Linked DNA regions of Homo sapiens: region 2 is linked to region 1. A link is a contact called in ENCODE Hi-C data. All regions are on one chromosome and are shown on one strand. The core of a region is the stretch at or near the end of the contact, and the rest is flanking DNA. Distances in the headings are between cores, read along the strand shown. Region 1 has its middle 65 kb from the start of EMX2. Region 2 holds the start of ENO4 (enolase 4).

Region 1 (4,971 bases), core at 1,322-3,821:
CAAGAGCAAGTAGTTAAAGAATCTGGCTTCCCCAGTTTCATTCTTTTTCTTGTCTTGTGATCTCTTTGCACTTTTCCTTCCCTTCTTTCCACCATGAGTGGAAGCTACCTAAGGCCCTCACCAGATGCAGCAGCCCAATCTTGGACTTTCCAGCCATCAGAATTGTGAGCCAAATAAACCTCTTTTCTTAATAAATTACCCATCTTCAGCTATTCTGTGATAGCAACACTAAAAGGACTAAGACGGGGCATTTTTAGAAACTGGTTTATTGAACTTTGAATTTTAAGTTGTATGTGTCCTAAGATGTGAGTCCTTCCAGGTACACTAAAGTTTCAGTAGTCTGTACACTATGAATAACTGTATGTGAGGAGGGTGTGTACATGTATGTATTATAGAAAAGGGCACAGTCCCAAGTCTAGGTTAGTGTGGCACAGGCCACAACAGCATGTGTGGGATTACGAAATGAACCCAAATGGAATGATTTCAGGCCCCTGCCCACCTCCAGGAACTCATGCCCCTCAACCTCTCCCCTTTATTCATGGTAGGCCATACTCACATTGGCTCAAATCCTGCGACCTAGGTTGGTCCAATTAGAGCAAAATTTAGGACTTTTTTCCAATAATTAGAGGGAGAGAAATACAATCTCTTTCTCTTCTGTTTGGAGCTACAGTAAGGAGCTTGAAGTGACTTTAAAACTATCAACTCCCCCACTTCTCACCCTGCATCAGGAGCTTCCAAAACCCTGGGTGAGGCAATGGCTTAGGGAAATTCTGTAGAATGGAGATTGGAAGTGCTATTACTTAGAATTTAGGAGTAAATCATCACCGGCTGACATCTCAGTTGTAAATGCTTTAGAGTTTATAAACTAATTTTGTATGTTTTATCTAAATATAAAGTGAAATCCAAAAAAAGGCCTTCCCTGAGAAATTACCACCCTCTGGTTTTGGAGTTGAAGACTTATTCTGAAGGGGTGTGAATTGCAAGATCTTTCTGAGATGCTATCTGGCAGTGTCTACTGCAATTTGAACATAGGTTTCCTCTGTCGCGTAAATCTTTTAGACCACTTTTAGAACTTTGTCCTACAAAATAAAACTGCCAGTACAGCAGGAGAGATGCACAGTAATTATTACAGGGTCATTTATAATAGTAGGAAACACACCAACAAACCAACAAAAATCCCTAAACCTGAAACAATTTGAATGTCCATCAACAGAAGACTGGTTAATAAAATCATGGCACCTCCACACAATAGGATGCTATGCAGCTGTTAAAAAAGAGTCAGAGCCATATCTCCTGAGCTGGAACAATGGCCAGGATATATTGTTAAATTTTTCAAAAGCTAATTGCTTGTCCCAGTTTTGTCTGGGGGAGAAAAGCCAATAGGGGAATGTGTATTCATAAGCATTACATTAAAAAAGCATGAATAAAAAAATCAATGATACACATCAAAATAGTAATCCTGAGAGTGGTGGGATTAGAAGGAAAGAGGAGAAGACCGTGAACTTTAAAATCTATATATTCCTATATAAAACTTTATATAGTGTGTGATTTGGTTCTATATTTATGCAATAAAGTAGAAAAATTTCCAACTTACTCTGAGGAGGAGCTGCCATTCCAAGCAGTGGGAAGTATGTTTCAGAGCTCTGTGGATGGCTGCTATTTTTCTCAGGGTCAAATCAGGACATCCAAATACCTGATTCTTTGCTCAGCCACCCAAGAAACATCTTCTGCACAACAGCGTGTGCGTGTGTATGTGTGTGTGGGTGTGTGGGTGGAAGGGGGGGCATACCTCCAGCCAGTCCCTATAAACCCCTCATCTCACACATCTTAATCCACAAAACCTCCAGGATAACCAAAAACAAACAAACAAACAAACAAACAAAAAAACATGGGTGGGGGTGCAGAACCACTGTTGGGAATGGAGTTCTAAAATGGAGGCTGAGTTTCCACACACAGAGGAAGTAGGTGGAAAATTTGACAAAACTCTGGAGATGGCTGGCAGAGACCCAGGAAAAATTAAATTATCTCCAGATTTGAGTTTTTCTGGTAGAGGCTTAAAATCTCCTCATCCCGTTGCATGGGGAGCACAGCTGGCAAAGGAGTGTTGTCCAACATTGGCCCCTGCTGGATTCTCCACTTCCTGTCCCTCCACTTCCTGTCTCTCTGCTTCCTATCTCTCCATTTCCTGTCTTTCTGCTTCTTGCCTGACTTGCCTCTCCTTAAGTATCCTAACCCGCTGCTCAATGCTCTGGGGCTGGCCTGGGAGTCCAGATGGCTCTGGGTCTCAGCCCCAGTAGAGTTGGCTCCTTTGTGGGAGAATTGTGCCCAGGTGGCCCCACTCTGGCTCCGCAGAACAACATCACTTGGCGTTTTATCAATGGATTACTTTCCTGGTTTTGTTTACTCTTTCCTTCTCTTTTTAGCACCAGAGTGAGGAGAGGCTAGGAGGAAGAGGAGACTTTGAGAAGCTGCTTCTTTGCCAGGTGAACTAGGACTTGGACTGGAAGGGAAAGTGAGTTTTCTCAACCCTGCAGGCTTAATAGGAGGCAACTGGACACTGTCTCTTCTGGTGCCTGCCAGGAAGGTTTCTAAATCACACTCCCTGGGGTCCCTGGACAGAGCCTCAGCAGACTCAGGCTTGGGTCATTCAGCATAAAAAAATATGAAATGAACAATGACTTTCTGCAAATAAATGGCAATGTTCCATTGGGGAAAATTTATTTTCCATTTAAAAGCTAATGAAAACCAGTTATGGTGAAAAACCCAGCCAAAGAAAGGATTGAGGCTTTCTTTTCTTCATGAGGAGAATAATGCCAAATTCTGGCTGGTTCTTTGTGGAATCCAGATCTCAGGGAGAAGAGGGGCTGGGCCATGTGGAGTCCCTCAAACCCTGGTTGGAAAATGTGTCTTGGGGTCAGACAGGAAGCTTGATGGGGTTGGCAAAGGCTGGGGGGAGCCCAGGAAACATGCTCACTCTTCTGAGGGGGTGTGGGACACGCCTGAGCAGAGGAGAATTCTGGAGCATCTAAATATAGCATGAAAGGCAGAGCCCAAGAGCCCGAGACAGGAACTCAGTGGATTTAATACATCTGACACTTTCTCAGCTGTTTCTTTTTTAGTTTGCCCATGCTGAGGTGGAGGCAGGGAAATCCAAGACTGAGTCTGAAATGCTCCAGGTTTCATGTGCCTTGTCTGTGGCTTAATTTGACCATTGCCTTTTCCTATCAACATGCTACCTTCATCTGAGCATTGGGCCTAACTGGAGTGCCCTGCCTCTAGGAACCTTGTTGGCTCACCCTACCCATGTTCTTCTCTCCCATGACTCAGAGCCCTGACAATATGGTTTACTTCTACTGACCTGTGATCTTTCAGATGCTCTCTTCCCTGCTTAACAACCTTCAATGGCTCCCTATTGCCTCCAGAAGTTCTATTTTTTAGGTTTCTGTTCAAAGCTCTTGCTTCTGCCTCCCTTCGCAGCTACGTCTCCCACCATTACCTTGAAAACCTCTTAGATTTTAGAATTGAGCAAATAGCTCATGCCCCCTGTGTTCTTTTATACCCAGGTGTTTTGCATATACTAGTCTTGTTCCAGGAATTCCTTGCCTTGCCTGGCCTGCTGGAGGTTGAGTCATTTAAGAAGCAGCTCAGACACTATTCTTCCCTGACCACAACTTGCTCTGAAAAGTCAGTCTGAAGCTCCCAAGGCAACGTGTGTAGGCTCTAGTTAGAGCACTTTGGACACCTAGTGGTGATTATTCAGACGATGGACACATTCCAGAGTCTAAGGTTCCTCGTCTGCAAAATGGGGATACTAGGACCTCCTGCATGAGAGTGGGTTAGGATTACAAATGAAACAAAGCATGCAAAGCCCCTGGAAGCCCTCAGTTGCTGAGTGGAATTATATTATTAGACGGTAAACATTTTGAGGACAGGGACAGTGTCTCATTCATTTTTGTATCCTCGACTCCTAAGGCAGAAGTTGGTTGGAGAGTTTTGCTGTGCTTGTTTGTTGAAGAGAGGGATGGCTGTCTTGTGGTGTGTTATTTGTCTCTCTCTCTCTGGGTGCGTGTCTCCAACTAGGTCTGAATCCTTCCTGACGATTCTTATCCTCTTCCCCCCACAACGCATGGCTTACTGCAGGGGCTCAATGAACATTAGCCCAGCAAAGAGAGGCAGGGAAGGGGAAAGAGATGAACATCCTAGTGCTCCCTTGGAAGGCTCCTCTTCCCCTCCTCAGACACCTGGGGAGGCACCGTTTCTTCTCTCCAGGGAGCCAAGGCTGGGGACAGTGACCAGCCCTCCTAACCAGGGCTTTGCTTGGTTCTGTGGGGGAATGAGAGGGCCCCTCAGATTTTTTTTTTTTCTGAGATGGAGTCTCACTCTGTAGCCCAGGCTGGAGTGCAGTGGTGTGATCTCAGCTCACTGCAACCTCTGCCTCCTGGGTTCAAGCGATCCTCCTGCCTCAGCCTCCTGAGTAGCTGGGATTACAAGTATGCACCACCATGCCCAGCTAATCTTTGTATTTTTAGCAGAAATGGGGTTTTGCCATGTTGGCCAGGCTGGTCTCGAACTCCTGACCTCAAGTGATCCACCTGCCTCGGCCTCCCAAAGGCTCATGCTGGGATTACAAGCGTGAGCCACCGCAGCCAGCCCCCCTCAGATGTTTTGAGTCTCCAGCAGGATGAGACAGAGGCAGAAATGGCAAGTGGCAAGGAGGCACTTCCTCAAAAGGCAATGGTGCATTTAATCTTTAGCAAGAGAGCAGCCTCCTCTGTGCCCGCAAGCCACCAAGCATTGTGTGTGCATTCTCTTGTTGACTCTCACAAGTCTAGTGGGGCAGGCACTGTTATCCTGCCCATTTTACAGATGAGGAAACAGGCTCAAAGAGTTCAAGAGGCTTCCCGAGGCCAGCTTGTTTATAGAGGGGCTGGGAGTTGAGCACAGGCCAGCCTGAATCTATAAATTGGGCAC
Region 2 (4,971 bases), core at 1-2,500, 630 kb before region 1:
TGATGGTCCATTACACACAGACAGTGAGACGTTCCGTAAGAGAGCAGAGAGAACACGGAGGAAGTTTGGAAGGTGCATGTCTGGGTTTGTGTAACAGTACTTATAGCATCACATTTTTATGCATCTGCACCCATACGTGCATGTATTGAAAATAACTGTGTTTCAAAGTGCTTTCTCACTCACTTCCTCATTTTGTACTAAGTGACTCGGGAAACAGGCAGAGGAGGTAAGATGATGTTTTCCAGAGGGGGGAAAGTGTGGCACAGATCTTGTAACTGATCTGCTTAGGTAGGAAACATAAACAGGCGTGAGTGGAACAAGAACACCCTGTCCGTCGCCGCCCACTCCTGCAGCAGAGGAAGTATCTAGAACTGAGGACGCACACTAAGTTCTGTAATCGCATGATACCTGGCAGGTACAATGAAGCCAGGAAGGCACTTCGGATTGAAAAGGGCAAGGACATAGGCAGCATTCTGGAGAGGGAACGTGAGCCAAGGCCATTCCCCCATTTCCGTTTTACCTCCCCAAGTCCTGCCTGAATCATCCCCCATCCTTAGGTCTGCCCAAACCACAACCATCCCTTAGGGTTCACCCCAGATATTTTCAACCCACACTGGTTTTTTTCATTCCATTGATTTCACCCCCACTAATATCCCAGAGAAGGGCAAGTGGCCGTTTCTCTCCTGGACATCATAGCAGGCCCAGCCAGCACACGGCTCGGCTCAGAGCAGGTAGTTAATAAACATGAGCCGAATGAAAGAATTCCTGAGATCGCCACCGCTCAGTAAGGATGCCCTGAGCCCCTACATCCCTCCCCCAACAGAGTGGGCCTGCCTGGCACGGGCGGCCTTAGCAACCCGGAGGAGCTCACTAACAGCAGAGAGCAAGGGGGCGCGTGGGGAGGGCGGGGTGGCCCAAGACGCTGGGCCACTGGGACCCGAGCGCGCGACCCCAGCCGGAATTCGGAGCTAAGGCTGCCGCGCTCCGGCAAAACGCGCTTGATGAGGTCGTTAAAGATTTCCCCCTCTGGAAAATCGCCAGGGAAAAGTGGTGAAAAACGAAGCCGGGAGGGCCCTAGTCTCGGGAGTCTAGGAGGAGCCCAACCCCCGGACCTAATGCCGCAGGGAGAAAAGACAGAGCAGCGAGCGCAAATACCATCCTAGCTCCAATAAAAGGGAACGACTTTTACCGCAGGAAGAACCTAGGCCTGGAAGCCACGCGAGATCTGGGGGTCGGGATCACGTTGCGTTGCCTAGCGACAGCAGGGACGCTCGTGGGACCCCAGGCTAAACCCCGCTGTAGCCTTAAATCTCCTACCATGGAGGAAGAAGGCGGCGGCCGCAGCTGTGGGACCACTAGGGAGCTGCAGAAGCTGAAGCAGCAGGCGATGGAGTACTACCGGGAGAACGACGTTCCGCGCAGGCTGGAAGAGCTGCTCAACTCCACCTTCTACCTCCAGCCTGCCGACGTCTACGGGCACCTGGTAGGGACCTGGGACAAGCGCTCTCCTCCCGCCAACCCCTCTCCCCCCGCCCCGCGCTGCGGCAACGCCTTGCGCCTGCGCCTGCGCCTCAGAATCTCGCATGCCAGCCGCCCGGGCCCTGGGCCTGCGTGTGCGGAGGAGACTTCTGGAGGGAAGGAGCGGGAAGGACACCCAGGGGTGAAGGGATCTCCCCAGAGAAAGTGGCAGAAAGGAGGCAGCTGGAGGAAAGAGGGCGCTAGGCGTATTTGACCTGCAGCGGCAGCCCAGGGGCTGGCAGGCTTCCTCGCTGCCTAAGAGGCCTCTCCGTTTGTGGGCCGGCCCACCGCCCATGCTTGCCAATTGTCATTTTTAACACATACCTTAATGCCCTCAGCTCAGCTCACCGACCTTAAGCAGCTCCTCTTTGATCACAGGATGAACACCTTGGCGTTTGCTACAACTTGGCTTCAGCCTATTCTGGGGCCTCATCCTACTGGCTCCTCTGCCGGGATGCCAGTTAATATCTGACCAGCCCCGCCCTAAACTCCAAAATTCAGACCAAAGCCTTGCCCACGTAGCCCTGGACCAACCGTCCTTCTGGGTTCCTACAGCATTTCCTTCGTGTATTGTAGTCTCTTGAGGCAGCCTCCCTAGGCAGCCTGTGAGCCCCTGCTGGGCTCAGAAGCCTTGTCTTCTCACCTTCCGGGTCTCTGCCCAGCCCTGAGATCTGGCACATACCTTAGCGTTAAGCAGTGAGCAGCTGAAGCAAAGACGTTTTCTCCCTTCCAGATCTATAAGTAGTAAGGAAGGCAGTGTGGCTGGGGCCCCTAGGAGTTTGCACTATGGCAAGGCAAAGCAAGGAGGCAATGTGAACACCAAGCAGAAGGAGTCCTATGAAGAGGCAGATGTGCTGTCAGGGTGCAAAACCACGTCGTATTGAGGCAGTTGATATAAAGGATGTTCCGCGAATGACTTTTTCCCACTCATGGCCTATACTATCAAAGGGGAGAGGTGTGGGGTTTACTGAGCCCCTTGTGCTGCGTACTGTAACTCAATCCTCAGTACCACTGCGACGAGGTAAAAATGATGATTCCCATTTTACAAATAAAGAACCTGTGGCCAGTGCAATTTAAATGATTTTCCCAAAGGACATAGTGACAGAAGAAAAAAAATCAAACCACATTTGTGTCCCTAGTACCCAGCAGAGTGCATGGCACACAGTGGATGCTGAGAAACTACCTGCAGGATGAATGAGTGAATGCTTGACTCTCATTCCATTCTCTTCCTACTATCTGTTGCTAGAGGAATTCTTGAACACAATCTATTCTAACGTCCTCATTTTACAGGGACACCAAGTCTTTGTCTCACAGCTACTTAGTGTACAAGCTAGGACTAAAAACATGGACTCTTGTTCCCCAGTATAATGATCTTCTTATTCTATTAGGCAGCCAGGATATTCGTTTGTACAGCTCTCTGGGAACTTACATCTTAGTTTGGGACAAAAGTCACTAATACATAAAATAATTGGAGCAAAAGATAAGGTGATAGATGACTGTGTGCTAGATTGAGGGGCAGATCCCTATATGCCTATTAAAGGAATTCAGGGATGGAAAAGATCCTTGGAGGCTGTATATCCAGGAAGGCTTTGGCTTGGACTTCGAAGGATGTTCAGGAATTGCAGAGGCAAAAAAGCAAACTCCTTGAACCTGGGAATCGGAGGTTGCAGTGAGCCGAGATTGCACCACTGCACTCCAGCCTCGGCAACAGAGCGAGACTCCGTCTCAAAAAGAAAAACAGAAAAAAGCAATCTCCTTTTCCTTTTCTTAGTAACTGCCCTAGTTTTGGCCGTGCTTACTCTCACCTCGTCTCTCCCTCTATCTAGTTCATCCTGCAGAATGCTGCCAGAGCAGTGTCCTAACATGCAAGTCTGACCACACTTCTCTTCCTCAGAACCTCCTGTGGCTTTCCCGTGCTTGCTGGCCTTCATGTGTGTGGTTCACAGTGCTCAGCCCCTCCCTCTGGTAACAGGCGCATCTCCCACTCCCTGCCCTCCTCCTCTACACCGAATCACTGACTGTTCCCCAAAGCCAGAAGTTTCCTACCTCCCTCCTCTTTGCTTGTCCCATTCTCTCTCCCTGAAATATCTGCTCACCACATCTCCCCCTTGACTGGCACTGAAACACTATACCTCCTCCAGTGTTCAGCTCCAATGTCATTTCTTCTGTCCCTCTCCAACATTGATATGGCTTGGCTCTATCCCCTCCCAAACCTCATCTTGAATTGTACTGCTCATAATCCCCACATATGACATGTGGGGAGGGACCGGGTGGGAGGTAATTAAATTATGGGGGTGGTTACTCTCATGCTGTTCTCGTGATAGTGACTTCTCATGAGAGCTGATGGTTTTATAAGGGGCTTCCCCGCTTCACTTTGCACTTCTCCTTCCCGCCCTCATGTGAAGAAGGATGTGTTTGCTTCTCCCTCCACCATGATTGTAAGTTTCCTGAGGCCTCTGCAGCTGTGCAGAACTGTGAGTCAATTAAACCTCTTTCCTTTATAAATTACCCAGTCTCAGGCAGTCCTTGATAGCAGTGTGAGAACAAACTAAGACAGACATATTAGAGGAATTCACACATGGTAAAGATCCTTGTAGGCAATAACAATACAATTTATTCCATCATCATAAAACTGAATGAGAGAGTTTTGGACTGGGAATGTGGCAGATCTGGTTTTGATTCTTATCTCTGCCACTTCCTCACTGTGATAGAGTTACACTGATGGTCCTCCAAGAAACTACACTTCCAGTGTGAACACCTTTTTGTAAGTCCCTCCCACACTGACTCTGGAATTGGCTATGTCACTTACTTTGATCAATAGGACCTTGACAAACACGATACAAACAGAGAGTTGATCAGTGCTGGCATATGGAAGCTTGTCCTCTTGGAATCTAGTCATCATGCTGTGAGGATGTCCCAATTACCCTACTGGAAAGAGTGAGGTTGTGTAGAGAAAGACCTTGGCAGATACGAGACCCCTCAGGATATCCTGTGAGAAAGATAGATGCCCAGCCAACCCCTCACTGTGCCAGCCATCCCAGCTACGGCACTGGACATTGAGTGAAAACAGCTTGGATATGCTGGCTCCTGTCAAGCCTCCAGATGATTACATCTGCATAAGGGACTCCAGAGAAGCCCAGCAAAAGAATTTCCCAGTTGAAGCCCCACCCAGATTACAGGACCATGAGCAAGTTAATGGTTTAAACCACCAAGGTTTGGGGTGGTCTGTTACAAAGCAGTAGATAATGGCCGGGCGCGGTGGCTCACGCCTGTAATCCCAGCACTTTGGGAGGCTGAGGCGGGCGGATCACAAGGTCAGGAGATCGAGACCATCCTGGCTAACACGGTGAAACCCTGTCTCTACTAAAAATACAAAAAATTAGCTGGGAGTGGTGTCGGGCGACTGTAGTCCCAGCTACTCGTGAGGCTGAGGCAGGAGAATGGCGTGAACCC

What was found. A loop is a pair of places that touch in the nucleus more often than their neighbours do. Pooled maps may share reads with other maps.
Region 2: a map with no recorded cell type shows a loop between it and region 1 (4-fold over the local background). The contact joins the promoter of ENO4 here to the enhancer-like site in region 1. A Hi-C loop is called at or near these places in 2 of 37 single-sample maps with no recorded cell type and 2 of 50 pooled maps.

What each region holds. Positions count from the first base shown.
Region 1 is chr10:117,474,763-117,479,733 of GRCh38, forward strand. No RefSeq gene overlaps it. Among named protein-coding and RNA genes, the nearest start is that of EMX2, 65 kb to the right of the region's middle. RefSeq lists a silencer at 4,641-4,870. Within about 2 kb of position 2,572, at least 2 of the 41 ENCODE cell types and tissues checked have a DNase peak (open chromatin) inside an H3K27ac peak, as active enhancers do.
Region 2 is chr10:116,848,249-116,853,219 of GRCh38, forward strand. It overlaps ENO4 (enolase 4), which reads left to right and starts at 1,251. Exons shown (of 14, transcript NM_001242699.2): 1 at 1,251-1,483. The coding sequence starts at 1,319. It also overlaps a transcript of HSPA12A not described here. RefSeq lists an enhancer at 1-67.